Linked DNA regions of Homo sapiens: regions 2, 3 and 4 are each linked to region 1. A link is a loop called in an ENCODE intact Hi-C map of the cell type or tissue named here. Cell type or tissue: heart right ventricle. All regions are shown on one strand. Region 1 has its middle 11 kb from the start of DNAL1. Region 2 overlaps HEATR4 (HEAT repeat containing 4). Region 3 overlaps NUMB (NUMB endocytic adaptor protein). Region 4 overlaps NUMB (NUMB endocytic adaptor protein).

Region 1 (8,000 bases):
CAAGCCGGCTAATTTTGTATTTTTAGTAGAGATGGGGTTTCTCCATGTTAATCAGGCTGATCTTGAACTTCCAACTTCAGATGATCCGCCCACCTCAGCCTCCCAAAGTGCTGGGATTACAGGCGTGAGCCACTGTGCCTGGCCAGAAAGTCTTTTATGAGTTTTTTAGAGTTATCAGACAGCTCTAGTATTTATTTATTAATTCAACAGGTATTTGTTGCAGGTATTTTCCAACCCATTAGTAACACTTCCTTTATTCACTCTCTTCTGGAGTAATTCATTCATTTCTCTCATACCACTCACCTTTGGGTGACTTTGCACAAATTTAACTGCCTCTTCAAAGTAATCTAAGTTTAAGTCTTTCATGGCTGGAGGTAGATCTTCATAGCCAAAAAATGGCAAAGCAGAGTAGCAAAACCTCAACAAGCCAGGAGACTTGCTCAAGATTCACTTAATCCTCCATCACCAAATATATCAATGAGACCAGCAAAAGGACCATCATCTATAACCCAGGAAAGGGAATGAATCTTGGGTTAGATGACAGAACATTTACCTAGCCAACATTTTCTAAATGAAAATTAGATTGTATAATTTATCTTTTTTTAAAAAAACTACCTACTTGCTTTGAAAAGAAAACATCTGTTTTGTGGAAATGGATTTATTATTGTGGTTGAAATAGACATTTATTTGAGCTATTTTGATTCTATAAATGTAAAAATATTTTTATATTTTTTTCCCTGTGAGTTAATCACTGGTAAATGGAAAAAAAGAAAAAGAAAAATCGCACCAAATATATGGGAAGTGTTTTGGTTTGAAGTACAAGTCCTGATAAGTCTAAGCAAATAGTTCTGCAAGCTTTGAGTTATGTAAGAATAAAAATCTCCTTTTTTTTTTCTTTTTTTAGACAGGGTTTCACTCCCATAGCCCAGGCTGGAATGCAGTGGCATAGTCTGGACTCACTGCAACCTCCACACCTCCCGGGCTCAAGCAATTCTTGTGCCCCACTGCACCCTGCTAATTTTTGTAGAGACAAGGTTTCTGCCATGTTGGCCAGGCTGGTCTTGAACTCCTGACCTCAGGCGATCCACCCACCTCAGCCTCCGAAAGTGCTGGGATTACAGGGGTAAGCCACCGTGCTGGCCGGATGTCTGCTTTTGTTTGTTCGTTTGTTTGTTTGAGAGACGGAGTCTTGATCTGTTGCCCAGGCTAAGGTACAGTGGTGCGATCTCAGCTCACTACAACCTCCACCTGCCAGGTTCAAGCGATTCTCCTGCCTCAGCTTCCCAAGTAGCTGGGACTACAGGTGTGTGCCACCATGCCCAGCTAATTTTTGTATTTTTTAGTAGAGACGGGGTTTCACTACACGTTGGCCAGGCTGGTCTCAAACTGCTGACCTCAGGTGATCTGCCCGCCTCGGCCTCTCAAAGTGCTGAGATTACAGGCGTGAGCCACTGCATCCGGCTGGATGTCTGGTTTTTAGCATGAGATTTTTAAAGCCAGGTACAGTGGCTCATGCCTGTAATCCCAGCACTTTGGGAGGCCGAGGTGAGCAGATCATTTGAGGTCGGGAGTTCGAGACCAGCCTGGTCATCATGGTGAAACCCCAAAAACCCATCTCTACTAAAAATACAAAAAACTAGCTGGTTGTGGTGGTGCATGCCTGTGATCCCAGCTAGTCGGGAGGCTGAGGTGGGAGAACCGCTTCAACTTGGGTGACGGAGGTTGCAGTGAGCTGAGATCTCACCACTGCACTCTAGCCTGGGCAACAGAGTGAGACTACGTCTCAAAAAACAAACAAAGAATCAAAAAACAAAAACAAACCCAGACATCCAAATTTAAAGGGCCCTTTGATTTCTCAATAAATTTAAGATATAGTCAGAGTCACCAGAATCCATAATTTGACAGGGATTAAACTGTTTTAAAGGTCTAATGAAGGTGTACTATAAAATGAACTACATGTGTGAAGAGATAGTAAAATGTCAAACTAATATCCTCCCAACGTTGGTCTATTATTTCTCTTTCAACAGTCCTGTTGGGGATGTTTTATTCCTTCACTATTCCAAGAGAAGAATTTATCGGCCAATTGTTTCCTGGTATTTTTCAGATATATTCCTTTGTTATTCCAATTAAAGTAAAAGTGGCTGGGCAGAGTGGTGAGATCCTGTAGTTCCAGCTACTTGGGAGGCTGAGGTGGGAGAATCGCTTCAGCCCTGGAAGGGAGGTTGCAGTGAGCCGTGACAGTGCCACTGCACTCCAGCCAGGGTGACAGAGTGAGACCCTGTCTCAAATAATAATAATAATAATAATAATAATAATAATAATAATAATAATAATAAAGCCAGGCTCAGTTGTGTGTGTCTGTAATCCCAGTACTTTGAGAAGTTGAGGTGGGAGGACTGCTTAAGGCCAGGAGTTCAAGACCAGTCTGGGCAGCATAGCAAGACCCTATCTCTAAAAAAACAAAAAGGTTAAAATGAGGCCATGTACGCCTGTAATCCCAGCACTTTGAGAAGATGAGGTGGAAGGATCACTTGAGCCCAGAAGGTCGAGGCTGCAATAAGCTATCATGATGCCATTGCACTCCAGCCTGGGTGACAGAGCAAGACCTAGTCTCTAAAAAAATAAGAATTTAAAAAAGAAAGATGGCTGGGTGTGGTGGTTCACACCTGTAATCCCAACACTTGGGGAGGCCAAGGTGGGAGGATCGCTGGAGCCCACGAGTTCAAGACCAGGCTGGGCAACGTAGGGAAACCCTGTCTCTACAAAAAATAAAAAAAAAATTTACCTGGGTGGCACATGGCTGCTGTCCCAGCTACTCTACTCTGAAGGCTGAGGTGGGAGGATCGCTTGGGCTCAGGAGGTTGAGACTGCTGTAAGCAAACAAAAGCATTTAATGCTAGAAACTTTGCAGCAATCTTATGCTTAATATAGCAAACACGCAGGGTCTATGCTCCTAAGGAATAGCGTATGCAGCACTAGGACTCTGGCGGGTGAGCAGCTGGCAGAAGAAAGGTGCATAAGCAGATGAAATTTGGATCCTAGCCACCATCTAGGGGAATGAATGTTCCACTTGAAGTCTAGGAGACAAAATAAAGGGATTAAGGAGCTCGCTTTGTTTTCAGATGACAAACCAGCTAGCAAAGCAAGCCAGTCGATTCCCTCACTCTGCTGTCAGGCACTCTGCGGAAAAGGGCCCCCGCACCTGATGGCAGCAGGAAGACCCCCCGCAGGCGGCCGGCTCGCAGGCGCGCGGCGCAGCTCGGGGATGGAGAACCAGCGCTGCACCTGGGCCGAGGCCAGCGCCGGACTCAGCGGCGCCGCCTGCTGCAGCGGCGTTAGGTGGATGGTCACCTCCACTATGAGGGGGTTTTTCAAGGCGGCCCTCCGCATTCGACTGAGGCGTGGATCCTTCGAAGCGGCCGGCATGAGGCTCCACAGGAGCCCCATGGGCCCCACGCCCGTGAAGTCGCCTCCTAGAGCCAGGTCCCCGGCCAGGTCCAGCCCCCCGCCGCTGTCCACCTCGTAGTGGGCAAGGGAGTGGAAGAGGCGGCCTCGGTGGCTGACGCCCGACACCTGCAGGGTCACCGGCTCCCCCGAGCCCAAGCCTTCTGCTTTCATATCCAGGCACTTGTCGGCCAGCCCAGTCTTGGGCGTGACGGTCAGGGTCGCGGCCTTTTGGGAGAAAAAGGACGATGTGGATATCGGCCTCCAGGCCTGGAGGGGGACCCCAGAGGCTCGGAGCGCTGCCCGGACCGCCGGCCACATGGTCCGGGACTGTCGCGGCTTTGACCTCCGCCAAGGTCGAGGCGGCCTGGCACTGGCGGCCGAGGTTCCGCGCTGAAGAGGAGGGAGGAGGGGGGCCCGGCCTGGCAGGTCGTGGCCCTGTGGGGCAAAACCCTGCAGGGCCACGTGATGGGACCTGGGCTGGTCCCTGCGGCGCCACTTAGCAACGGGCTGCAAGAAGAGACGACTTCGGAGGGCCCAGGGTCCTTTGAGCTCCTAGAGGTCCCGTGTGGAACCATCTGGAAGAGGTAGGATCCCCTCGCGAGTTTACCCCGGACGTGTGGCGAATAAAGTTAAGCATTTTTAACGGTAAGTGCCGGCCTCTGGCCGCCTCTGAATTTCCTCACTGGCCACCAGGGGTCAATATTCCCTAAGCCTGATTGAAGGAGGCCAAGTGTGCTAGGGTCCTAACAAATTCCTTTCCTCCGTTTTAAGTAATCTTTGTCCTGGATTAAGAAAGACTATCAAAGTTAAAGTTTAAACGTTTCCGATGAGATACTGAATTGAACTATAAAATAGTAGGGATTGATAATAGAAACTGGTGGAGAGACACTTCCCCAACTTGAATGCCAGCAAAGACCTAAAACGAGCCCAGCGGGGACATAGGGGATGAGCTCAGGAGGGAGCATAAATTTTGCTTTTTCATTCAGAAAGTGGAACTACAGGACAGCCCGCAGTGGCTCACGCCTGTAATCCCAGCACTTTAGGAGGCCGAAGCGGATGGATCACGTGAGGTCAGGAGTTCGAGACCAGCCTGGCCAGAATGGTGAAACCAAATCTCTACTAAAAATTCAAAAATTAGCCAGGCGTGGTGGCAGGCACCTGTAATCCCAGCTACTCGGGAGGCTGAGGCGAGAGAATCGCATGAAACCGGGAGGCGGAGGCTGCAGTGAGCCGATATTGTGCCATTGCACTCCAGCTTGGGGGACAGAATGAGACCCCATCTCAAAAAAAAAAAAAAAGAGAGAGAGAGAGAGAGAAAGCTGAATTACAGATATATACCCTAAGGAAATAAGTTCTATTGTCCTGTGGACTGGAACAAGTGTTAACAATGTATATTTTTTGTATGCAGAAGAAAAGCTTACAAGTATATTACATTTCTTCTTCTTCTTTTTTTTTTTTTTTTGAGACAGGGTCTCACTCTGTCACCCAGGCTGGAGTGCAATGGCGTGATCTTGGCTCACTGCAACCTCCACTTCCCGGGTTCAAGTGATTCTCCTACCTCAGCCTCCCTAGTAGCTGGGATTATAGGCGCAAACCACTGCATCTGGCTAATTTTTGTATTTTTAGTAGAGATGGGGTTTCACCATGTTGGCCAGGCTGGTCTTGAACTCCTGACCTCAGGTGATCCCCCTGCCTTGGCCTCCCAAAGTGCTGGGATTACAGGCATGAGCCACTGCCCCCAGCCAAGTATATTACATTTCTGTTTTTTTAAGAGAGAGAAAAGGCCTTGAACCCACAAAATAAAACCATAGTTTTTCATTCATACATATGAATATTGTATTTTGTATATATATACAAAATGGTTCTGGAATGGTTCTGGAAGGAAACACTTCAAACTGGTAATAGTAACTACCCTTGGGAGAAGACTGAGATTGGGTAATGAGTTAAGAGGACCTTTTATTTTATCTGTATTACTTGAATCTTTCACAGTGAAGAAAGTATTGATATATGTAATTTAAAATTTGTTTTCCGGCTAGGCATGGTGGCTCATGCCTGTAATCCCAGCATTTTGGGAGACAGAGGCAGAAGGATCACTTTGAGGCCAGGAGTTCAAGACCACCCTGGGCAACATAACGAGACCCCCATCTCTACAAATTTCCTTTTCTTTTTTTTTTTTTAAACCACCACAGCACTGAGTTTTATTAGGGATTTCATTAAGGTTAAATTTATAGGAATGAGGGAGTCTTAGTTAGAGGGCGCAAAAGCCCACAAAGCCTCCTGGTATCCATAGTCAACCACTGGCTCAGGTTCTTTGGAGAGATCGCCACCTTGTTCCAGGTACAGATTATTGCAAGGACACTGTTTTGGTCCCACGGGCTGGTAGACAGGGTAAATCACCCCCACCCAGAACATGAACATCATGAAAGCCACAGAGCCGAAGAGCTGTATACACATGATATTCCAAGAAACAGGTGTGGGGGACATAGCTACATGGTTCCTGATATGCATGTCTAGGTGCCAGTGTATCCCCAGTTCAACCTCAGGCCAGGTGGTCTCAGTTATACCACAGATCCCTCTTCTGCTATAAGTGGTCAGGGAGCTTCAGGTAGTCCCCATACCCCATGCCGTCATTCGAATAAGGCTCGTAGTCTTCCACACACATATTTATACTTCTTGGTGGCAGCGACCCGTTCTTCTGGGGTCTTAGGTTAGGGCCCCGGGAGCATGCCCTTGGTAATGTGGGAGGCTGTCTGTGCACCCAGTGGCATCACATTCTGGGATGCCCTTTGCGGCCACTAGACTCCCAGGACCCCAGCCCTGGCCGCCACTACCTTCACCTACTACATTTTTTCAAATAGCTGGCCATGGTGGCTCATGCCTGTTGTCCTAGCTACTCAGGAGGCTGAAGTGGGAGGACCACTTGAGCCCAGGAGTTAGAGGTTGCAGTGAGCTATGGATTGCACCACTGCACCCCAGCCTGGGTGACAGAGCAAGACCTGGTCTCTAAAAATTAAAAAAAAAATTGTTTTCTACTATTCTATCTTAATTAAAACGCATGTGTAAAATGAGGTGAATTAACCCAGGTGAACATATTTTATTAAACTGCTTGTCAAGGAAGAGGGGTATGTATATAAATCCTAAATTTGGGGAGAAACAATCCCATTTTCAAATCTTATCCCATTTATCTATAAATAATTGTCATGTGTCATATTTCTGGATAGAATGTATTTGCCACTGAAAACACATGGCCATTGGACCAAGAGTTTCTGGTTTAGAGCCATCCAACAACCCTGTTTTCTTTGAAAAGTAAGTACCTGCAAGGTACTTTTCTCTGAAAAGCAAGGACTTGTTAAAGTCCTGTCTTTGGTCCTTTCGCCATAAATATTGTTGGGGCTCAGAGAACAATACCCCAAAATGAAGGCCTCAGAAGGGAAAGTTTTTCTTTGCCCTTCTCCTGCCACCCTGCTCTGAGTCCCATTCTTCCCTGAGGCTAGCCATAAAAACTAGAATCCCTTTTCTTCCAGGCAGATCATAGAAACCAGAACTCCTTTTCCCTAAAGCCAGTGATAAAACCTCAAAATATTACTGTAATTTTCCCTCTGCCTTTCTGTGTAAAAATTGGCTGTAAACAAATGATCTGATCTACCTTATTTGACTGTAAGTCGTGATTCCCATTCTAAAGAGGGACCGGCATGCCCCACACCCAGAAGGAAGGAATGAAGCTCAGAGAAGCCAAGAAGAATCTAGACAGACAGGCCTTGCTGGGTTTCCCCACTCAGCTTAGTAGCATTTTATTGGGGGAGCGAACCACTATGGTGGCATGGGGTAAAAGAATTTACCAAGACAGTTGTAGGTAAAGAAAGGCAGATTTATTAGAGAAAGTAGGAAAATACGTTGCGAGAACGTTGCAACAGGCAGGCCAGCAGAAGAGAAGTTGACTGCAAAGAAACAAAGGCTTGCTGGGGACTTTATAGAATAATGTTTATGCTGTCTGTTGAAGAGGGATTTGTGCAGTAGCGATAACACCAAGGTTGCAGTGAGCTAACTTGGAGGGGTCTGGTGATAGTTGGGCGGAGGAAGATTATCAGTTATTTGTGCAGGAGGGCTGTGTCCTGGACCATGAAGAAAGGCAGACTGGTAGCTTATCTGCGTCTTCTTTTTGCTTTCCCCTGCTCCCACCAGCCTGACTCCCTTTGTCTAATTAGGACACCACGTACCCTTTTTGTCCAATCATATTTCTTTTTTTTTTAAATTTTTTTGTTTTTTATTTTTTATTTTTTTTGAGATGGTGTCTTGCTCTGTCGCCCAAGCTGGAATGCGGTGGAGCCAATTTAAAATGATAAGAAATAAGTAATCTGGGGCCGGGTGTGGTGGTTCACGTCTGTAATCCCAGCACTTTGGGAGGCCGAGGAGGGCGGATCTCAAAGTCAGGAGATCCAAACCATCCTGGCTAACACGGTGAAACCCCGTCTCTACTAAAAAAATACAAAAAAATTAGCCGGGCTTGGTGGCGGGTGCCTGTAGTCCCAGCTACTTGGGAGGCTGAGGCAGGA
Region 2 (8,000 bases), 120 kb after region 1:
TTCAAAGATAGGAGAGTAGAAGTCTGAGTGCCTGGGACAAAGTAATGGCCTGGCAAGGACTGTTGAAAGCTATGGTATTTGAGAACTCAATAGCTGCTGGCTTTCAGAACATGATAGACAAGCTTAGTTAGTGCAGGAAAAAGAGAGGCAATCCATTAGGTAAACTGGATCAGATAAACAATAACAAAAAAGACTGAAGGAAACACCTACAGATAATAGGAGCTTTGAAATAAAAGTCTGATACCTGCCAAAAGAGTATTTAGCAACTAAAATGAGGAAGATGTTGAAAGCCAAATGGAAGTGCCCTCAAAGACAAAGAACCTAATGAAAACCACAATAGTTAACATTTATTGAACCTTCATTATCTTGCCAGGCATTTTGCTAAACACTTTGTCTAGTTAACTCATTTAACAGTAAGAATAACTCAATATGTGGGTTCTAGTATTATGCCTGTATTACAAATAAGAAATCTCAGGCTCAGGGTTAAGTAACTTATCCACAGTCACACAGCTAATAACTGTGATCCCAAACCAGGTATGTCTGAAAACAAAGTACTCTTAACTACTTTGTTTTATTGTCACTTTTATTTCCCAGATGGTTACAACGAAAAGTGATTTAAAGAAAGAGAGATAGATACGATGGGGTTGGGAGAAGTTTTGTCTGGGAACTTACTTGTGAGGGTACATGGATCATCAGAGAAATAACTCCCTAAAGACCCCATCTCTGGGCCCTTTATTCTTCTGAGCTAATGTTTTGCTTGAATTATTCTGGGTGAAGGGCAGACTTCTTGTCACCTGCCTGCAGCACAATATCTAACCCTAACCAGGTGGTTCTCTTTTCATTTCCCTCACTGCGGCTCAGTCATAGAGTGGCACCATGAGACAGTAGAGAACCTGCTTCAGAGCTTGGGAGACCTGCATGATGACGTTCGGATCAAAGCTATCACCACATGTGCCACAGCTGCTTTGGAACGGCCCCGGATTGCCACCAGCCAGAGAGACTCAGGTGAGAGCCAAAGCTGAACTGCTTGAGAACATAAGCAACTCATAAAGCCATGGAACATCTGAACTGGTAGGGACCCAGGGCTTATCTGAGATCATTTTACAAATGTGGAAACCAAGACTTAGAGACTGGCCTATATATACATGCTTATCAGCAATAGAGACGAGATTAAAATTCCAGACTTCTAGTCCAGTAATTTTTGAACTACATTTCATCACCTTTTGTTTGCTCAGTGGCCTGCAGAGAAGTTAACATTTCCCACCTTGAAGATCCCATTCTTTTTTGTTTTTGTTTTTGGTAGAGACTGTGTCTTGCTATGTTGACCAGGCTAGTCTTGAACTCCTGGCCTCAAGTAATCCTCCCACCTTAACCTCCCAAACTGCTGGGATTACAGGCGTGAGCCACTGTGCCCAGCCAAGAGCCCATTCTTTTTTATTTTATTTTATTTATTTATTTATTTATTTATTTATTTATTTATTTATTTATTTTTGAGACAGAGTCTTGCTCTGTCACCCAGGCTGGAGTGCAGTGGCGCGATCTCTGCTCACTGCAACCTCCACCTCCCAGGTTCAAGCAATTCTCCTGCCCTAGTCTCCCGAGTAGCTGGGACTACATACAGGCGTGTGCCACCATGCCCAGCTCATTTTTTTGTATTTTTAGTAGAGATGGGGTTTCACCATGTTGGCCAGGCTGGTCTTGAACTCCTGACCTCAAGTGATCCACCCACCTCAGCCTCCCAAAGTGCTGGGATTACAGGCATGAGCCACCGCACCTGACAAAATCTTAAAATATGATTCACGGGCTTAGCTGTGCCACTCCTTGGGCAGTCAGCTAACCTCTCTGAGCTTCAAATTACCTATCTATAAAATGAGACTAGTGGTAGACAAAGGGATAACAAACCTTTCCCCTTCCTACTTGAGAATTTGAACTTCAGTTAAATGCCCACCTGTTCCCCTAAACACCTGATAAGAACTATCTTTATAGGCAACATTGGTTATGATATAAATCCTGTTTGATAAATTACATTGGGACTGAGAAGAGCTATAAGTGAAATATAAATACTTGATAGGGACACCATAGTTTGGGCCTCCCTGGATACTGTAACTTATAACAGGCAGGCCCTTTGTGGACCCTAGAATTGTGTCTATGGAGTTTTTATAAGAGATATTAGTTCCTGTAAAGCATAAATTCACCCAGTGAATAAACAACATGCTCCTGTGCTGTCCCCAAGACTCTGTGGAATGCTCAAGACAGCCTCAAGAACTGCAGCCAAAGCCAGGTGTGGTGGCTCACACTTGTAATTCCAGCACTTTGGAAGGCCAAGGCAGGTGGATCACCTGAAGTCAAGGGTTCAAGACCAGCCTGGCCAACATGGTGAAACCTCATCTCTACCAAAAATACAAAAATTAGCCAGGCGTGGTGACAGGTGCCTGTAGTCCCAGATACTCGGAAGGCTGAGGCAGAAGAATCGCCTGAACCCAGGAAGCAGAAGTTGCAGTGAGCCAAGATTGTGCCATTGTACTCCAGCCTGGGCAACAGAGCAAAAACTCTATCTCAAAAAAAAAACAAAAACAAAAACAAAAAAACTCCAGCCAACAGGGATGCCTGATGCTGCTGCCCTGTTGACAAACTATGCTCCTGTCCCATATTCTTCTGGTGCCATGCATGGCCCATGACAGTCTTATGAACCTTACTGTTTAGTTGAACCAAAAAAGACTCCCTAGTGAGCTCTACAATGATACCTACCTTGCCTAATTCAACCAAGGTTGAAAGATAACAAGATAATGTAAAAACACTATATTATAAAGCACTACCTAAATATAATTGTTCTTACAAATATAAAGGCTCAGCTGGGGGCGGTGGCACACGTCTGTAATCCCAGCACTTTGGGAGGCTGAGGCAGGTGGATCACAAGGTCAGGAGATCGAGACCATCCTGGCTAACACGGTGAAATCCCATCTCTACTAAGAATACTAAAAATTAGCTGGGTGCCTGTAGTCCCAGCTACTCGGGAGGCTGAGGCAGGAGAATGGTGTGAACCCAGGAGGCGGAGCTTGCAGTGAGCTGAGATCACACCACTGCACTCCAGCCCAGGTGACAGAACAAGACTCCGTCTCAAAAAATATATAAAATAAATAAATATATATATATATATATATATATATATATATATATATATATATATATATATATATATGGGCTCATGGGGCAAATTGGTTGCTTTTAATCACTAAAACTAATGGTGTAGTTCACTGTAGCCTAGCTGGAAACATTCTTCTTCGGCTTAAATATAGCTGTTTAGAGGCCAGATGATAAAGGATTGGGAATTGGCATACCAGCACACAGGTGAGCTTTAACACCTTGAGCAGAAAATCCTGCCCATCTGAAGGGCTCAGCTAAACTGTAATTATATTACATAGCACTAAGCAACTGCAGCTGGGACTGAGGTTGGCCACCACATGGCTGTAGGAAGGAAGCTGTGTGTGAGAAAAGCAAAGGGGCTAGTACTCTCTTACCTGGCTCTTTTGATCACAGACAAGACCATCCAGGACTTGCCGGAGGTTCTACTGCCTGCCCTAGAGGCTGCTCTTTGTGACAAGAATGCCCATGTGCGGATGGCAGCAGCAATATGCCAATATGCCATACAGTCACATAATCCCCTTGCCCGGAACATCATGCAGACTGCCCTTCTGAAGGGTGAGTAACTCCCTGTTACTTCTGACCTGGAAATATGGGATAGACATCTCACTATCAGCTTTCCCAGTCCTTTCCTCTCCACTGTGATGCTCTGCAATGTCTGCTGTATTGGGTTTAGATTTATGTTAGACCATTTGAAAATTAGGACCAGACACTGTCGCTCACACCTGTAATCCCAGCACTTTGGGAGGCCAAGGCGACAGGATCACCTGAGCATAGGAGTTCTAAACCAGCCTGGGCAACATAACAAGACCCCATCTCTATAAAAAATTTTAAAATTAGCCAGGTGCGGTGGTGTGCTCCTGTAGACCCAGCTACCTAGGAGGCTGAGGCAGACCTATATATACATGCTTATCAGAGTCAGCTTGAGCCCAGGGGGTTGAAGCTGCAATAAGCCACAATGGTGCCACTGTACTCCAACCTGGGTGACAGAGCAAGACCCTGTCTCTAAAAAAAAGGAAAAAAAGAAAATTTGCTCTTTCTAGGTACTTTAACAAAACAGGTACACTGCCACCAAGTGGTAGCTGGACTAAATTTTTTTTTTTTTTTTTTTTTTTTTTGAGACAGAGTTTCACTCTCGTTGCCCAGGCTGGAGTGCAATGGTGGGATCTCAGCTCACACTGCAACCTCCGCCTCCTGGGTTCAAGCAATTCTCCTGCCTCGGCTTCCCAAGTAGCTGGGATTACAGGCGCATGCCACCACGCCTGGCTGATTTTTGTATTTTTAGTAGAGATGGGGTTTTACCATGTTGGCCAGGCTGGTCTTGAACTCCTGACCTTAGGTGATCCGCCCACCTTGGCCTCCCAAAATGTGAGGACTACAGGTGTTAGCCACCGTGCCCAGCCAATATGATTCTTCTCAATATGGTTTAAATAAGAAATTGTATTTCTAGACTGAGTGGGGCACAAGGAAGTGAGATATCAGGTGGGGTAGCAGCCTTGGGTATCAATCCAAAGGCTGTTCTCTAGGGGGAAAACACATCACCATTCTGAACTCTTTTTCACCCAACTGTGGCAGGTAACAGTGTGGATAGCTGGGCTGCAGCTCAGTGCTTGGCTCTGGAAGGTACTGCTACTTACCCTGTGATTAAGAGGATCCTCCACCAGCTGTTTACAAAGAAGAATGAGGACACTGAGGAACAGTCTTATATCCTCCTGAGCTATCTGAGTGAGAAGACAGTATGTGTCCATTACCGGGTCAGACACAGTTTTGGGGAGCAATTAGGTCTTTGAGGTCAGTGAATGTAAGCAATCTGAAATGCAGCTGGGGCCGGGGCAGTGGCTTATGCCTGTAATCCCAACACTTCGGGAGGCCGAGGCAGGTGGATCACTTGAGGTCAGGAGTTCGAGACCAGACTGGCCAACATGGGTGAAACCTCATCTCTACTAAAAATAAAAAAATTAGACAGGTGCAGTGGTACCACACTGAGTAGTCCCAGCTACTCGGGAGGCTGAGGCATGAAAATCACTTCAGCCTGGGAGGTGAAGGTTGCAGTGAGCTGAGATCACGCCACTACACTCCAGCCTAGGTGACAGAGCAAGACTCTGTCTCAAACAAATAAAATAAAATGCAGCTGGGCTGGGCATGGTCGCTCACGCCTGTAATCCCAGCACTTTGGGAGGCTGAGGTGGGAGTATCCCTTGAGTCCAGGATTTCAAGACCAGCCTGGGCAATATAGTGAGACCCTGTCTCTACAAAAAAAGAAATAAAATTAGTCAGGCATGGTGGTATGTGCCTGTAATCCTAGCTACTCAAGAGGCTGAGGTGGGAGGATCACTTGAGCCTGGCAGGTTGGGGCTGCAGCGAGCTGAGATCACACCACTGTACTCCAGCCTGAGCGACAGAGCAAGACCCTGCCTCAAAAAATTAATTACACAATTAATTAATTAGATAAAATGCAGCCGGTTGGGTTGACAATCTCAAGCATAAGTAAACGTAGAATAAGCATGAGTAAACCTGGGTGTAGAGGTGTATACAAAGGGAAGTCACAATAGTTAGCTGAGAGAAAAGTGAGAATTAGGTTGCAAATGGTCTCTATTTGCATATGCAAGAAGAGTTCTGACATGTAGAATTTGCTTCTGCTAGAAGTTTACCATTGAAAACTGCAGAGGCCTATATTTGTGTTTAGTTACTTTCAATAGAAATGTGAAAGTCATAAGCTTGAGGCATATAAAAATCATTTTAGGGGTAAAAACAGTTAAAGACAGAAGGCCGGGCACGGTGGCTCACGCCTGTAATCCCAGCACTTTGGGAGGCCGAGGCAGGCAGATCACCTGAGGTCAGGAATTCAAGACCAGCCTGGCACCAACATGGTAAAACCCCGCCTCTACTAAAAATACAAAAATTAACCGGGCGTGGTGGCAGGCGCCTGTAATCCCAGCTACTTGGGAGGCTGAGGCAACAGAATCACTTGAACCCGAGAGGCGGAGGTTGCAGTGAGCCGAGATTGTGCCACTGCACTCCAGCCTGGGGGACAACCTTCTCAGAAAAAAAAAAAAAAAAAAAAACAGTTAAAGTCAGGAAAGGAAGGTCCCAGTTTTCTGTTTAAGTTATTAAATTTGTATTTTGTTCCCCAATTTATGATCCCAGAGTCAGTTGGCTGTGATGGAAACATGCCCCATCTCTTGTAAGCCCACTGGTGACATTAATTATGCAGGATGCCATTTCAGAATGTAACTTCAAGGTTCTAGTATCTCTAAAAGTGATTGTGAATATCCATACAAGTCTTCCATTTCCTCAGACCCTGATACACACCATGCTTGCTGTGGAGCTGAACAGCTGTCAATGGAAGAACCGGATTGTGGCCTGCCAGGCTTTCTCCCGGATCAGTGGAAATGTCTGCTTGGTAAACCTCTTTCTTTGCCTCCAGGACAGAAAGCCTAAGAGAGGCTGAGCTACAGAGGCCTTCTACTTTTTGCTGCTATGTATTATTCCATTCTTACCAAACAGATCTCTGTTCCCACATCACTACTTCTTACTTCTAGCCCAGAATTATCTTCAAATGCTAATATGTCTGTCTGGAAGCCAATGCTTCTCAGTGCACTGGTGGTCCATAAACTGTTGGTAACTGATCCACAATGAAATAGCACAAAAACTGACAGGAGTTTAGAAACGTTTATAGTAGGCCGGGTGCGGTGGCTCACATCTGTAATCCCAGCACTTGGGGAGGCCAAGGCAGGCGGATCACGAGGTCAGGAGTTGGAGACCAGCCTGACCAACATGGTGAAACTCCATCTCTACTAAAAATACAAAAATTAGCAGAGTGTGGTGGCACGCGCCTATAATCCCTGCTACTTGGGAGGCTGAGGCAGGAGAATCGCTTGAACCCAGGAGGCAGAGGTTGCAGTGAACCAAGATCTCACCACTGCTCTCTAGCCTGGGTGACAGAGGGAGACTCCATCTCAAAAAAAAAAAAAAAAAAGAAACGTTTATAGTAATTTGATATTGCCTCAATATCAACAGACTTTATCAGTCAATGACATATTTCCCCCCCGCCAAAATTGGTTCTTCATCAAAGATCATTCGAGAAGCACTGACTTAGACTACCCAAAAACCCATCTAAATGAGTGTCTGTGCTGCTTCTCAGAGTGTTCGGCACACACATATAAAACATAGTCCCGGCCGGGCACGGTGGCTCACACCTGTAATGCCAGCACTTTGGGAGGCCAAGGCAGGTGGATCAGAGCTCAGGAGTTTCAGACCAGCCTGGCCAACATAGTGAAATCCTATCTGTACTAAAATACAAAAATTAGCCAGGTGTGGTGGCTGGCACCTGTAATCCTAGCTACTTGGAAGGCTGAGGCACAAGAATTGCTTGAACCTGGGAGGGAGAGGTTGCAGTGAGCCGAGATCGCACCACTGCACTCCAGCCTGGGCGACAGTGCGAGACTCTGTCTCAAAAAACAAAACAAAAAAAAACAAAACAAAAAAACCATTGTCCCAACTTTCACAAAATTAACACTATGGTAGGAACAATAAGACTAATATACACAAATGATTCAAGAACAAGCAATAAATATAAGGTACCCTTTTAAAACTTTTCAGAGAGAGAGAGATTAGTGTGGGTTAAATTTATTGGTTAAAGTTCTGTGAAGGGGTCCGGTACGGTGGCTCATGCCTGTAAGCCCAGCACCTTGGGAGGCTGAGGCGGGTGGATCACTTGAGACCAGGAGGTTGAAACCAGCCTGGTCATCATGGCAAAACCCCATCTCTAATTAGCTGGGCATGGTGGCACACACCTGTCATCCCAGCTACTTGGAGGCTGAGGCAGGAGAATCGCTTAAACCTGGGAGGCGGCGGTT
Region 3 (8,000 bases), 340 kb after region 1:
ACCCTGCATTTTGTTGGACTTTGTTCTCTAAATTACTCTTCTCTTTTTCTTGGGCCTTCCGTTTCCATTGTTCCACTGGCTTTTCCCATTCAGCACGTGAAGAGGATGTCATTGTTGAAAATGTATATCACTCTTTTAAGAATTCTGCTTTACTATTGGGAGAGGTTTTTAAAAGTTTATTAATAATATAATGATGATAATGGCTACTAATTGTTACCCTATTTAAATTCCAGGTACTGTATATAATATCTAATCCTTTTAACAAACTACAAATATTTTACGGATGAAGAGATGGAAGCTCAGTGGGCTACATAACTTTCTTAGCTTATGAATAGTAGCGCTGAATTCAGTCTCATATTTGTCTTAATCCAAAGCCCATTCTATTTCAAGTATAACATGCTAGTTTATCACAATTCTTACAGACTTCCCTTGATGCTCTGCCTGTGTCTTATTGCCCTGCAGCTCTCCTTTTTATAGAAAAGCTTTGTAAAAAAAAGTATTTAATACTTGTAGACTCTTCTTGCCTTTCATTTACTTCTCGACCCATTCTAGTCTAACTTCTACTTCTGTATCACGATCCTCCAAAGAAACAGAACCGCTAGGAGATATGTCATATTATATGACATATATATGTCATATCATATATATGACATGACATATGTCATGTCATATATATGACATATATGATACATATATGACATATATATACATATTATCTATTTTAAGAATTCACTCGTGATTGTAGGGGCTGGCAGGCTGGCAAGTCTGATACCTGTAAAGCAGGCCAACGGGCTGGAAACTCAGGCAGGGTTTCTTCTCCAGGAAACCTCAGTTTTTGCTCTTGAGGCCTTCAACTGATTGGATGAAGCATACCCATACTACCAAGGCTAATCTCCTTAACCTAAATTCAATTCATTGTAATAATATTTACAGAGTAGCTTCTAATTTGCCCATAGAATCAAGATCAAAGTCCTTATCAGGAATAGAAGGCCTTCTGTGATTAGGCCTTTCCTACTCTATCTCCCATTACGCCTTTCCCATTGCCAAGTCTACTTACCAAGCCATACTGAAATATTTATAGAGCCCCAGACTTGCCATGTTGTTTGCTTCCATGTCCTGTACTGCTGTTTCTTCTGCCTGGCATGTCCAGTACCTCTGTTACTTCCCTGTCTCCCTACCCCTACCTAAGCATCAAGAAAAATTATTCCAGCACCCAGTTCAGTCTTCTCCTTTGTATAACCTTCCCCAATTCCACAAAGAGATTTGATTATACCTTTTTTCTGACATCATTGTACCTTGTTCTCAGCTCTACTGTAGCATTTACCTACGGTATTCTTTATTTTTTGTCTGATTGTTGCCTTTCAGTAACCTTCCAGGTATTTCCACTGGCTGGCATATTATAGGCACTCATCAAATTTATGGTGGTGGTGGAGATGATGAGGCCGAGTGGATCACAGGTTATTTCAGTAAGGCCATGTCCTCATATCAAGTTTTCCTGGGCTTGGATCACTTATAGAGGAGAATGGTAGTTCTAAAAGTCTCCCTTGTCGCTTCTAGAGGCTGCTGCGCCAACCTTAGCACCAGATTCCTTTTGATCTATACTTTTTATGATAATCTGATACCTATTCTCAGCCTTCATATTGCTTTTGTTTTATTTTGCTGTATCCTTGAGGCAGTTAAAAAGAAAGGACACTGTTAAATTACTATTACATTCCATCACAGGAGGAATTATGCATCAGCTTGTTCTCATGTGATTCTCATGTGCCAAAAAGTATTTTCTGAGCCAATAAAAAGAAAATTATTTTTTCAGTAGTTTTTAAATCTTCCTGTGTCCCCAAAATGTCTCCATGAATTTAATGTCAAATTAAAAACCAAGCCAAGGCTGGGTACAGTGGTGCACACTTGTAGTCCTGGCTACACGTGGGGCTGGGACAAGGGGATCACTTGAGCCCAGGAGTTCAAGGCTGTAATGCTTTATGATCATACCTGTGAATAGCCACTGCACTCCAGCCTGGGCAACACAGTGAGACCTCGTCTCTAAAATTATTAGAGGCTGGGCACAGTGGCTCACACCTGTAATCCCAGCACTTTGGGAGGCTGAGGCAGGCGGATCACTTGAGGTCAGGAGTTCCAGACCAGCCTGGCCAACATGGTGAAACTCCGTCTCTACTAGAAATACAAAAATTAGCCGGGCATGGTGGCAGGTGCCTGTAATCCCAGCTAGTCGGGAGGCTGAGGCAGGAGAATCACTTAAACCCGGGATGGGGAGGTTGCAGTGAGCCAATATCGCATCACTGCTCTCCAGCCTGGGCGACAGAGTGAGACTCTGTCTCAAGAAAAAAAAAAAATTATTAGGAAAAATGTCTGTGTTAACTCTGAGAGAACAAATAATGGCTTTTTAAAGACTGTTAATAGAATAATGAAGACTTACTGTGTTTTTAACGTGAAAATTTTAGGTGACCAAGGGTCCTGCTATAACATACTGGGGGTCATAGGATAGTAGAATGGTCAACATCTCAATTTAGACATGTTACTTCCTGCTCTAAATACACTTGTGGACGCTACTTGTGGTGTAACTCCTTATGTATTTAATAATTATCTGACTCTGGTTTTCTTGGTTGATTTTTTTAAATGGGTGAAGAATCTAGTTATGAATTCTTTGCCCTTTATGGAATGTGATATCTTGGTTTTTATTCCATCTGTTACTTCCCTTTTACTTAATTTTATCTTATTGTTTTGCGTTGTGTTTCTAAAATAATGGCTTTGGCTTGTTTTTTCCTGAATGTTTCTGCAGTTTGGTTTGAGTATCTGGGTTTGGGCACCACTCCTGAACTTGGACTCCATCTGTACTTGTGACTTTTGGAAGGCAGAGTCAGTGTTTTCTGTGGAAGATGACATTTTTTTAATATTATATATGTGTATCTCCCCCTCCCCTTTTTGGTTTCTCTTAAAAGACTGGAAAGAAAGCAGTTAAAGCAGTTCTGTGGGTCTCAGCAGATGGACTCAGAGTTGTGGATGAAAAAACTAAGGTAAGATTCTTTATTTTTATTTTGATTTATTTTATTTTTTTTGGAGATGGAGTTTCACTCTTGTCACCCAGGCTGGAGTGCAATGGCACGATCTCGGCCCACCGCAACCTCCACCTCCCAGGTTCAAGCGATTCTCCTGCCTCAGCCTCCCTAGTAGCTGGGATTACAGGCATGTGCCACCATGCCCAGCTAATTTTGTATTTTTAGTAGAAATGGGGTTTCTCCATGTTGGTCAGGCTGGTCTCGAACTCCTGACCTCAGGTGATCCGCCCACCTCGGCCTCCCAAAGTGCTGGGATTACAGGTGTGAGCCACTGCGCCCGGCCTCGCCTGGCTAATTTTTGTATTATTAGTAGATACGGGGTTTCACCATGTTGGCCAGGCTGATCTCGAACTCCTGACCTCAGGTGATCCACCGGCAGCCTCCTAAAGTGCTGGGATTACAGGAGTGAGCCACCACGCCTGGCCTAAGGTAAGATTCTTATAAGCTTAAATGGGACTGCTCATATGTTTTTTAAAATCTCTAATGATCAAATATAATACCCTTAAGCTGTTGAAGGGTATTATATTGTTGAAGCTTTATCCTTCCACTTAGTCCAAAGTACAATCTCCTGAGAGACTATTTAACGTTCAGGAAACCACTTTAGTTACTCATTTACTTTATGAGAAATAGTATTCTCTCAACATATTGTTCTACATGACATAGCATGTCTAAGGTACTAAGCATTAGCATTTAGTGTTAAGATCTGAGTTCTTTTTTTTTTTTTTTTGAGATGGAGTTTCACTCTTGTTGCCCAGGCTGGAGTGCAGTGGCACGATCCCAGCTCACTGCAACCTCCACCTCCTGGGTTCAAACGATTCTCCTGCCTTAACCTCCCAAGTAGCTGATTACAAACACAGACCACCATGCCCCGCTAATTTTTGTATTTTTGGTACAGATGAGGTTTCACCATGTTGGTCAGGCTGGTCTTGAACTTCCGACCTCAAGTGATCCACCCGCCTTGGCCTCCCAAAGTGCTGGGATTACAGGCATGAGCCACCGCTCGTGGCCTATTTTTGTTCTTATATATTTTTTAATAAGTTTCCACTCTCACAAATTTGATACAATAGATGATAGACTATCCTTTTACCATGTTTTAAAATTAAAAAAAGATGGACTCCACATCTGAAATTTCTTCTTGCTCTGAAGAAAACACTATTTTAAGAAAATGATATTTGAACTAATTAACCTGGCTTTTGACTCAAAACTCAATTTAAGTGACATCTTAAGGACTAGTGAATGGCTCTTTGGTTAACATTTACTTAGAATCCAAATAATATCTCAAATCATAGGTACCATTTTGCATTTGAGAGACAGTGATCCTAAATGCCTAAATAAGAATAGACACACAGCTCTACCCCTAGAAAGCATAGGGTGTTATATAAGTACATTTAATTGTTAATTAAAATTTCCTAGAATACCTAAAGTCAGGAAGAAATTTAACAAGAAGATAATTAAAAAAAAAAAATTCAAATGCCACTGAAAGGGGAGAAAGTCTGGCAGGTAAAAAGCAGTTTTGATAGGCAACTTGCCTGGTAAATTTCAAGTGGTTTAATATAGCTGCATTTTAGTTATTTGACCTTATTACATTGCATACTTTTTTTTAAGTTCAAGAGAAGCAATAGTCTTCACTTTTAGTACATTACTGTTGGAAACAGTGATCATTTTAATTATTTTTTGGAACTTGTGTAGTTTTCATTAGTGTTTGGATGAAATTTGTTATACTTGAAAGCTATGTATTTAATTGTTTTATACAATAGTTGGAAAGTGATATTGCCCCCTTGTGGCTACTTACACCACTGGCATTCATTAGTTTAGTTTTTTCCACACTGAATAGTAGTAATTAGTAGTCATTGGTGGCTTGTCACCATTGGGACCATCTTCCCACCTTGTATTTCACTATAAGCGGGAACTAATACCATGTTGGGATCAGTATTGGTGATAACACCATGCCATGATCTGCACAAATTTTTATGAAACAGAAGCTGAAATCTGAAGCCCTTAACCTTTGAGCAAGAAGCTCTGTCAGATTGCCTTGCTATCCCACCTCTCAACTCATGTCTATCTTGATTCTGATAGTGTTCCTACCTTTTTTTTTTTTTTTTTTTTTTTGAGACAGTGCCTTATACTGTCACCCAGGCTGGAGTACAGTGGCACAGACATAGTTCACTGCAGCCTCAGCCTCCTAGGCTGAGATAATTTTTTTTTTTTTTTTTTTTTTAGAGATGGGTTCTCACTATGTTGCCCAAGCTGGTTTCGAACCCCTGGGCTCAAGCAGTCCTTCCACCTCGGCGTCCCAAAGTGCAGAAGACAGAATTTGAGGCAACAGTAGCCACTAGAAGGTAAAAAGAGAGGCTGGGCGTGGTGGCTCACACCTGTAATCCCAGCACTTTGGGAGGCCAAGGCGGGTGGATCACTTGAGTCCAGTAGTTTGAGACCATCCTGGCCAACATGCTGAAACCCTGTCTCTCCTAAAAATACAAAAAATTCGCTGGGCATGGTGGTGCGTGCCTATGGTTCCAGCTACTTGGGAGGCTGAGGCATGAGAGTCACTTGAACCTAGGAGGCAGAGGTTGCAGTAAGCTGAGATTGCATCATTGCACTCCAGCAGCCTGGGCGACAGAGCAAGACTATCTCAAAAAAAGAAAGTAAAAAGAGAATCCTGGAAATGAGTAAGCCAAAAAGGAGTAGTCCCAAATTCTGTTCATAAATTCTGCCCAAATCTCTGACCCTTTTAGCCATGTAGATTCAAGGCAGACTCCAAATAGCCCAACTAAGGATATAAAAACTGATATTTGATTACCTACGTATGGTGACATGCACCTGTAGTCCTAGCTCCTCGGGAGGCTGAGGCGGGAGGATGCTTGAGCCCTGGAGTTGAGGTTACAGTGAGCAGTGATTGCGCCACTGCACTCCAGCCTGGATGACGGAGCAAGACAGTCTCAAAAAAAGAACAAAAACGCCCTGATGTCTGAGGTGCTGTTCAAAAGATAAGAGTTTTCCATTTGAGTATAATCAAATTAGCTACCTGATAAAACCAAAAATATGACACTTCCAAGGAATGTAACGGAATCCATTCTTTCCACATACAACATTCACAATGACTACAATGCAGTTACTCAGCATACAACAAAACAGACAAGTCTGACTTATTCTCATCAAAATAACAATCAATAAAGACCTAACTTCAAGATGACTCAGATGTTGGAATTAGCAGACAGATTTTAAATGCCCGCCTTCACTATTTGACCAAGAAATAAATGTCTCTTGTATTTGAGTCATTGTATTGTTTTGTGTTTATAGCATCACCACAACTAGTACAGAAAATGGTACACTGAAGTAGACTGCTACCTTAACAGAAATGAAAACAGTGTATAGAAGGCATTATAACTATACTCAGTGACAGAAAGGAAATATGTTCATGTTGAATGAAGAGATAGAAATCTTGGCAGAGAATAGAAACTATGAAAAAGAAACAAATGGCTGGGCACGGTGGCTCGTGCCTGTAATCCCAGCACTTTGGGAGGCCAAGGCAGGTGGATCATGAGGTCAGGAGATTGAGACCGTCCTGGCTAACACAGTGAAACCTGTCTCTACTAAAAATACAAAAAAATTAGCCGGGCGTGGTGGCACACGCCTGTAGTCCCAGCTGCTTGGGAGGCTGAGGCAGGAGAATTGCTTGAACCCGGGAGGCAGAGGTTGCAGTGAGCCAAGATCGCGCCACTGCACTCCAGCCTGGGTGACAGAGTGAGACTGTCCAAAAAAAAAAAAAAAAAAAGAAAAAGAAACGAGTGGAAATTCCACACCTGAAAAATACAGTATCTGAAGTAACTTCACTGGATCGGGTATATATAATGTAAAAAAGCAAGGTGCAGAACTGTGTGTATGTGTGTGTAGTGTTCATTGTGTAACGAAGTTAGCATAAACATGACTATTATATGTATTTGCTTATATTTGGGAATAAACCCAAAGGATTTTTTTTTTATCCAAAGGATTAAAGATACTGATTTACATATATTGTTGAATGTGGAATCTACCATGAAAGAGATGTAAAACTAGAATCAACAAGCATATGCTTTAGAACATGTAGTTGAGAGAGGTATCTGGGCAAAGTGCCTCTTGGGATGTCTGCTGAGTCCAATTCTCAGTATTTAAACTGCTGGACACAGATCTAGGTATTCCATAGCCTAGTTGTATCAGATGTATGGATTGTGCATCATGAAATGAACATCCTGTGTTCTGAGAAGCTCAGATAACCTCATAAGTCTTCTCTTTCTTTGTGTGTCGTATTTTCTAGGACCTCATAGTTGACCAGACGATAGAGAAAGTTTCTTTCTGTGCCCCAGACAGGAACTTTGATAGAGCCTTTTCTTACATATGCCGTGATGGCACCACTCGTCGCTGGATCTGTCACTGCTTCATGGCTGTCAAGGACACAGTGAGTCCAGCAAATATGTATTTCATGATGAGTATTCTCAGTTAGCTGGGCTCTTTCTGGGTTTGCTCAGCCAAGCGGTTTCTACTACATTTTTAACAAGTACTTGGAAGTGCCTAAACTAGCCTACTTTCAGCTCCTTTTATTCAAATAGTTCACACTCTTGATGTAACCCCAGGAGTTGCAACTCACTGAACAAAATGATTGGCTGAAACCAAAGATCATTAAAGGAAGGTAAAAATGGTCTGGTGATAGTGGTTGCTAAACTTTATTTGAAACTTTTAATTATTGGAAGTATTTTCAGGGTTCTTAAATGTATTTGTTGGCTAACATATATGAGTATGGTATTAAAAATGTATTTGCATAGAGACTACTACAAATGAAAGAAGTTGGCTGGGCCTGATGGCTCACCCCTATAATCCCAGCACTTTGGCCAGGGCAGGAAGATCACTTGAGACCACAAGTTGGAAACTAACCTGGGTTACATGGCAAGACCT
Region 4 (8,000 bases), 350 kb after region 1:
CATCTCAGCTCACAGCAACCTCTACTTCCCGACTTCAAGCAATTCTCCTGTCTCAGCCTCTCAAGTAGCTGGGATTACAGGCACCCGCCACCACATCCGGCTAATTTTTGTATTTTTAGTAGAGACGGGGTTTCGCCACGTTGGGCAGGCTGGTCTCGAGCTCCTGACCTCATGATCCACCCATCTCAGCCTCCCAAAGTGCTGGGATTACAGGTGTGAGCCATCGCACCTGGCCTAATTTTTTTTATTATTTTGGTAGAGACAGAGTCTCACTGTGTTATCCAGGCTGGTCTCAAACTCCTGGGCTCAAGCAATTTGCCCATCTCAGCCTCCCAAAGTGCTGGGATTACAGATGTGAGCCACCATGCCCAGCCTCATTCCTTTTTAATCACTGGAATTATATTTGTTTATCAGAAGTTTTAAGTTTGCACCTTTTTTTCCTAGACATATTAACAGTGCATTAAGCTCCTGAAATTTGCCTTGCCTTTCCAGTAGTTTCTTAGAAGTGGCTGGTAAATATTCCCACTGCTTCCCCAAAGGGCAACTAGAAGCTTGCATGTCAAGGCTTGAAACCTTGCATAGAGTCTTCTAAGCTGTTGGCCAGGGCTGACATGACAGAGCCTAAGTGATAAAGAGTTCTCCATGGCTGCTTACAAAAGCACAGGTTGCTGGTTATCACTTTACCCCAAGGCTTGTAACAGTGAATTGAACCATCATAAGCACTACCTTAGAAAATTTATTCATTTAAATTAATATGGCATACTAATCTATTAAAACAATTTTAAGCTGGAATTTGCAACATCTTGCTTTCATAAAAACAGACATTTGGGCCGAGTGTGGTGGCTCATGCCTGTAATCCCAGCACTTTGGGAGGCTGAATTGGGTAGACCACTTGAGGCCAGGAGTTGGAGACCAGCCTGCCCAACATAGCAAAACCCCATCTCTACTAAAAATACAAAAATTAGCCAGGTGTGGTGGTGCGTGATTGTAGTCCCAGCTACTCAGGAGGCTGAGGCACGAGAAGTATTTGAGCCCGGAGGCAGAGGTTGCAGTGAGCAGAGACTGCGCCACTGCACTCCAGCCTGGGTAACAGTAAGACTCTGTCTCAAAAACAAAACAAAACAAAAGACTTATTTGTATGTAATTGTTAGTAGTGTAATTCTGAAAAGCTTTTAAAATCTGCTCTTACAGGGTGAAAGGTTGAGCCATGCAGTAGGCTGTGCTTTTGCAGCCTGTTTAGAGCGCAAGCAGAAGCGGGAGAAGGAATGTGGAGTGACTGCTACTTTTGATGCTAGTCGGACCACTTTTACAAGAGAAGGATCATTCCGTGTCACAACAGCCACTGAACAAGCAGAAAGAGAGGAGATCATGAAACAAATGCAAGATGCCAAGAAAGGTACAATCTGTTCTACAGTGTGTATTTATGGAATGCAGTTTTTCCCAACAAGGTATTATTTTGAAGCTACCAGGGGTAAATTTTCTCATAATCAAAGAGAACCCTTAGCAATATAAAACCTTATAACAAAGTTGAAAATCTTAAAAACCGCTTCCTTTAGAGTGGCTAGTTTAATGGCTTCAAAAATATTTACTCCATTATAGTAAGCTATCTGAGGAATCAGAGTGCAGTTGAAGAAGCTGCAGAGACATCTCTTACCCCCTTCCTCCCATCCTGAAATACCTTTTTAATTCTGATGTATCTGATCTCTTTGAGAAGCAAATGAATCAAGTACCTGCATCTTAAAGGAAGCAGCAGAGGTCCCAGGGCTTAAGGCTGCAAAGCATCCACGGACTATGATGCTAGCAGAGAGATTTAACAGTAATACTGTTTATATGATATTATTGCTGTTTTTTAGTGCTTTCTAGTCACAAAAGTCTATAGATTTTGAGAGGTAAGCCTATAACTCTTTTTTTCTATAGCCCTGTTAATTTAATTTAGTGTGTGATTTTATAGAGTGTGAGTTTTATTTAGGTACACATGGCATCACAGCAGAAATGCCTGTACAAACATTCAAGTTAGTTGGCAGTCTATAAATGTGAGTTGGGTATATTTTACAACTAAATGATAGGGCTTGAAAATACTTTTGAATTCTTGTATATAAGTAGGGTTAAAACCAACAAGACAAGCACAAACAATTCAAGTTAACTAATAGACATTAATATAATTTTGAGGCCAGGTATAGTGGCTTACAGCTGTAATCTCAATACTTTAGGAGGCTGAGGAGGAAACATCACTTGAGGCCAGGAGTTTGTGACCAGACTGTGCAACATAGACTCTATCCCTTAAAAAAAAAAAAAAAAAAAAAAAAAAAAAAAAATTGCCATATTTGGTGGTGCACATCCGTAATCCTAGCTGCTTGGGAGGCTGAGACCAGAGGATTGCTGGAGCCCAGGAGTACAAGGTTACAGTGAGCTGTGATCATACCACTGCACTCCTCCAGCCTGGGTAACAGCAAAACCCTGTCTCTTAAAAACAAACAAATATATATATATGATAATTTTTTTTACTATAACCTTTTAGTTCTAAACTAGTCATTTTTGTTGTTGTTGTTTTGGTTTGATTTCGGTGTTTTTTTTTTTTTTGAGACAGAGTGTAGTTCTGTTGCCCAGGCTGGAATGTAGTGGCGCAGTCTCCGCTGACTGCCGCCTTCACCTCCTGGGCTCAAGCGATTCTCCTGCCTCAGCCTCCTGAGTAGCTGGGATTACAGGTGAATGCAACCACACCCAGCTAATGTTTGTATTTTTAGTAGAGATGGACTTTCGCCATGTTGGCCAGGCTGGTCTTGAACTCCTGACCTCAGGTGATCTGCCTGCCTTGGCCTCCCAAAGTGCTGGGATTACAGGTGTGAGCCACCGCACCTGACCTTAAACCAGCCCTTTTGGTTAGCATCATTGACTAATACTGACCCAAACAGCTCTAATTCTTAAGCCCCCTCCAAAAAAAAAGCATACATATTTTTATTTGAAATGAAATTATTGATAGTGATTTTTTTTCATTTCTTGTAAATATTTGCACCAGGAAGCCAAAGGGGGGAAAAATCATGCTATCTGTACTAGAAAATTTAACCTGTATTACTGTTATCTAATATGCTTTAGTGGTCTTCAGACTATTCACTAATTAAGCATGTTCTTTAATACCACCAAATAATATTCATTGTTATGCACAACAACTGCAAAGAGATTGAGTCCCAAGATCTACAAAGGATTGTGAGAGTTGGTGGTTGAGATTTGTCACAATCAGAATGGGACTCAACTGGTACCCACAGTCTTACATTTACTCAAATTTAATCCAGTTCAAAATTTTACTACTGCATGCTTTTATTCAAATGAACCACAAATGCATGATTTAAAGACTGCTTTAGGTCGGGCGTGGTGGCTCATACCTGTAATCCCAGCACCTTGAGAGGCGGAGGCAGGTGGATCACCTGAGGTCAGGAGTTCATGACCAGCCTGGCCAACAATGGTAAAACCTCGTGTGTATTAAAAATACCAAATGAGTTGGGCGTGGTGGTGTGCACCTGTAATCCCAGCTACTTGGGAGTCTGAGGCAGGAGAATCACTTGAACCTGGGAGGTGGAGGTTGCAGTGAGCCAAGATGGTGCCATTGCACTCCAGCCTGGACAAAAAGAGCAAAACTGCATCTCAAACAATAAATAAATAAATAAATAAATAAATAAAGACTGTTATATATGACATTCTTTGACACCTAATCAAAGATATATGGTTAAGCTTATGCTTATTTAGACCTTTCTAATGCTACAGTTCCCAAAGTTCTCCTCCCCTAACACACAAGCATTGAAAATCATGAATCATTCTTTAAAAGACTACATATTAGGAATTCATAGGAACTGAGTTTTTAAGATCTTTTTCACAGTCTTAATTTATAAATCACTGAATGAGAATAAAAGATCTAACATTTCTGTCTTAGTAGATATGCTTTGTGACATATAGTACATTACTAAGCCTTTTATCTGTCTGAAAAATGGATCCGAACCCTGCTTCTAACTTATGTTTTAAGAGACACTGGGAAGGAAATGGGTAAAAGGACCTAGAGGGCTTTCGAATTTGTCAGCTCTCTAAACGCAAATTATTTGAAGACATTGCTAAGGTCTTCATTCTCTTTATTTTCTTGAGCTGAAACAGATAAGATAGTCGTTGGTTCATCAGTTGCCCCTGGCAACACTGCCCCATCCCCATCCTCTCCCACCTCTCCTACTTCTGATGCCACGACCTCTCTGGAGATGAACAATCCTCATGCCATCCCACGCCGGCATGCTCCAATTGAACAGCTTGCTCGCCAAGGCTCTTTCCGAGGTTTTCCTGCTCTTAGCCAGAAGATGTCACCCTTTAAACGCCAACTATCCCTACGCATCAATGAGTTGCCTTCCACTATGCAGAGGAAGACTGATTTCCCCATTAAAAATGCAGGTAATGTAGCATCTACCTGACTCACTGGGTACTCGAGCACTGAAGCATTCTCATCACTTCCCATGAAGACACTAATCCCATTAAACTAGGCATTCCTCTTTCCCTGAGGTTCGTTGATAGTTGTATCTTTTGTCATTTCCCATAGTGGGAAAACTAAGGTCCGTGGAGGGGGATGTGAATCCATAATTTCTCTTCAACAAACAGGCAGCAGAGCCATTGTGGAATTTCTAGCCTAAGCCATAAGATTTGTGGTTTGTCCTGATGTAAGTGCATTCACTGCCTTTCAGCCAACCTGCTCCCAAACATCAAGGGTCTCAAGTTTCTATTCTTATTCTGCCATTGGGACCCAGCAGGGAATTAATTAAAGAGGCCTTAGAAACACATAGCATTACCAGCAGAAGAAATGGATATGTGCTCATTGTCCTTCTGGCTGGTTGGCTCCATAAGGAGGAAACTCTAGACAGGTCTTTCGTGTACATCTAAGATCTGTTGTTCATCACAGACAGTGGACTTGTTCACAAGTATTCATTACCTTTCAGAACCGTCTCACAGGCCTTTGTGTGGCCTCTGTACAGCTATGCCAGCCTCTATAGGTCTATCCTCGTCATAAAATCTGTAGCTAAAGTATTAGATCTGGTCAGTGCTTTTGTTGGGCTCTATTTTACTTCCCTCTGAGACATGTCAAGCCATTGCTATAACAAAATATGAGGAAACTGTCTCAATAGGCCATTCCTACTGATGGTATAAAAGTACAGAGAGTTAAGTTCATCTGACAGATGAAACTAGGCCTAAAGAATAGTTGGACTAGATGATTACGGAGGGTCTTTTCAGTTCTCAGCTGAGGTACCTCATTTCAGTTCAGTCTCCTTCTAGGGCAGACAGGGAATAAAAACTATTATTCTCTTTACAGATGAGCAAACAGAGCTTTAGCACACATAATTAGCTTCCTCAGTGATACAGAAGTATCCTAGAGTCAGTATTAAGAATAAAGGCCCTAGCGTCCTACACCTCTGCTCACTTTTTCATGTTATCATAGATCATATGCTTAGTACTGGAGACTTTGGAGAAAAATGAGATTGATGACATTGTCATAGTTTGTTACAGAGAAAAGCACTAAGCATCCACTAGTGCCCAGACTTGAACCCATTTTCCTGACAGAATTACTAAAGGCTCCAGAACCTAATTCAGATCACAGTCTTGAGAACACGTTGGAAGGCATACAGGTTGCAAATGTCTTCTACAAAGATCTGGCTAGCTGAACATCTTGGCACAAAAAGGACAGATCCTCAACAGTGTTATAAGAAGAAGAAATGAAGAAATTTGGGGATTTGTAAGGGAGGAAGATGTGCCTTAGTACATTAATTGTTGACATTTTATACTTTCCCATCTGAAAAGCCAATGAAATTGTGGCCAGTAAATTTTTTGAAACTGGTTTTGTAGCCCTGCCATACAGTTAATTGAGCCTTTTCTTACATAAGCAGGAGATACAGTATAAAGTGCCAGCTTGCATCATACTGTCAAATTTCAGGATTATTCCATTTTTCTGTCTGGAGCCATTTTCTGTTTGCCTTGCAGTGCCAGAAGTAGAAGGGGAGGCAGAGAGCATCAGCTCCCTGTGCTCACAGATCACCAATGCCTTCAGCACACCTGAGGACCCCTTCTCATCTGCTCCGATGACCAAACCAGTGACAGTGGTGGCACCACAATCTCCTACCTTCCAAGGTTGGTGCCCTCTGACCTGCTCAGCTGTTCTCTTTACAACCAGTACTTTTAGTACACTGCTCACTAACTGTAAGTTGGCATCCTGAGCTTCCCAAGGCCTGGTCAGACCCATTAATTTCTCTATTTGATGTCTTAGATTCATTGATTTCTCCATTCGACGATGTCTTTGTGCCCTTCCTGTTTTCTAAGATGTCTGTGTTTGTCATTCTGCATGTGCCCATCTTTCACCCCATTCTATAAGGAATTTCTGTAGTCCCAACCTACTGCCTTATTTCCCACTTGACTGTTAAGGATCAGCATACCCATCCAGTTTCCCAAAAGCAGTAGTCATCAGAATTGGTTCAAAGGTTATGCTTTCTTTAGTGTAGTGGTTCTCAACTGGGGCAAAGTTTGTCTTTCACTGTCTGGAGACATTTTGGGGCTTTACAAGTTGGGGGTTGGGGGTGTTACTGGCTTGTGGTTAGATGCCAAGAATGCCACTAAACATCCTTCAGTGTAGACGACAGCACCCACAACAAAGGATTATCCAGCCCAAAATGTCAGTGGTGCCAATGTTGAGAAGCCCTGGACTCACCTAGTCTCTGCCCTGTCAAAGAGGCTAATAAAGAAAAAGGCACTCCTTTGAGCTCTTTAGTTCATCTTCTATAACAAGTGTCTTAAAATTTGCCTTTGTGGCATTGAAGAGTTAAAAGTTGTTTTCAGAGATACTGACTAAATAGTGGATATTGACTCAGAGGTCAGCAAAGAATTTATGTAACTTAAGTTACAGACTTGTAGAATTTGAGCTGCTATAATTGCTGTTTCTCCATTTCTTTTGAAAGAGAGCTCAGCGGAAGTTTTACTCCAGAGATAGTGCCCTGCTTCTACTGGAAGAACTACACACTTTTTCTCCAAGGGTCTTTTTCTTTTTCTTTTTAATAAACCTTCATAGTCATGTGTACCAAATGACTTTTCATGTCATCTAACAAACATTTATAATACCGGTAATAATAGGCACCATTTATTGAGCACTTACACATTGCTTGCCACATTGTGGTAGGTATTCATGCATTATTTCATTTAATCCCCACAACAAGCCTGTGAGGTAGGTGTTACAGATGAAAAAAAAAAAAGAGGCTCAGAGAGGATAAGTAAATTGCCCAAATCTTACAGACAGGATTTAAACTCAGGTCCTCCTGAATATAGTACCCGTTACATTCTGCTGATTCTGCCAGCCTACAAGGCACTAAGTGTGCAAAATTGAATATTTCAGTTTCCTTTCCCTGCCTTTAGAGGGCTCCCAGTTTCTAGGTGAAAAAAAAAATTTTTTTGCCACCAAAAAAGCAAAGGCAGTCTTTTAGACAAACTCTAGGTAAACAGTACCAACACCGGCTGGGTGCGGTGGCTCACATCTGTAATCCCAACAGGGAGGCTGAGGCAGGCGGATCACCAGAGGTCAGGAGTTCGAGACCAGCCTAGCCAACATGGTGAAACCTCGTCTCTACTAAAAATACAAAAGTTAGCCGGGCATGGTGGCAGGCACCTATAATCTCAGCTACTCGGGAGGCTGAGGCAGGAGAATTGCTTGAACCTGGGAGCCGGAGGTTGCAGTGAGCCGAGATCACACCATTGCACTCCAGCCTGGGTGACAAGAGCGAGACCCCATCTCAAAAAAAAAAAAAAAAAAAAAAAATAGTACCAACACCATAGGCATGGCTGTCCAGTCCTAAAAAGGATATAATTATATTGTAGGTCAGGGGAGGGTGCTTGTCTACACCAAACTGAATGTTATTGAGAGCTGGGCTAAGGAGAAGAAACTAATATAGGTATCTGGAGTAAAAGGAACAAGGGTTAGCAGATTTTAACAAGGGGAG

The links. Hi-C counts contacts between places; a loop is a spot of excess contacts. Peaks named below come from ENCODE experiments on the same cell type or tissue, not always from the same donor. Only the 100,000 strongest peaks of a DNase experiment are listed, where the experiment ranks them.
Region 2: it touches region 1 in a loop (15-fold over the local background); 96 of 110 quality-filtered maps call a loop at or near these places.
Region 3: it touches region 1 in a loop (2.5-fold over the local background); 18 of 110 quality-filtered maps call a loop at or near these places.
Region 4: a loop joins it to region 1, with 2.8 times the contacts of the local background. A loop is called at or near these places in 18 of 110 quality-filtered maps.

Annotation. Positions count from the first base shown.
Region 1 is chr14:73,629,753-73,637,752 of GRCh38, reverse strand. It overlaps a transcript of HEATR4 not described here and the pseudogene NDUFB8P1. Among named protein-coding and RNA genes, the nearest start is that of DNAL1, 11 kb to the left of the region's middle. RefSeq lists an enhancer at 4,376-4,425. In heart right ventricle, CTCF peaks have their summits at 3,325 and 4,127 (motif pointing right); DNase peaks (open chromatin) are centred at 3,602 and 4,102; H3K4me3 peaks cover 1,473 bases; H3K27ac peaks cover 1,462 bases.
Region 2 is chr14:73,505,011-73,513,010 of GRCh38, reverse strand. HEATR4 (HEAT repeat containing 4) reads left to right here. Exons shown (of 18, transcript NM_001220484.1): 7 at 862-1,005; 8 at 3,538-3,699; 9 at 4,717-4,877; 10 at 6,440-6,544. It also overlaps a transcript of ACOT1 not described here. Among named protein-coding and RNA genes, the nearest start is that of RIOX1, 18 kb to the right of the region's middle. In heart right ventricle, a CTCF peak has its summit at 4,196 (motif pointing left); no DNase peak of the experiment used is centred here.
Region 3 is chr14:73,292,240-73,300,239 of GRCh38, reverse strand. NUMB (NUMB endocytic adaptor protein) reads left to right here. Exons shown (of 13, transcript NM_001005743.2): 7 at 2,955-3,029; 8 at 7,366-7,506. Among named protein-coding and RNA genes, the nearest start is that of PAPLN-AS1, 50 kb to the right of the region's middle. In heart right ventricle, a CTCF peak has its summit at 4,851 (motif pointing left); no DNase peak of the experiment used is centred here; H3K27ac peaks cover 283 bases.
Region 4 is chr14:73,280,506-73,288,505 of GRCh38, reverse strand. NUMB (NUMB endocytic adaptor protein) reads left to right here. Exons shown (of 13, transcript NM_001005743.2): 9 at 1,192-1,396; 10 at 4,132-4,425; 11 at 6,001-6,147. Among named protein-coding and RNA genes, the nearest start is that of PAPLN-AS1, 39 kb to the right of the region's middle. In heart right ventricle, a CTCF peak has its summit at 4,318 (motif pointing right); no DNase peak of the experiment used is centred here.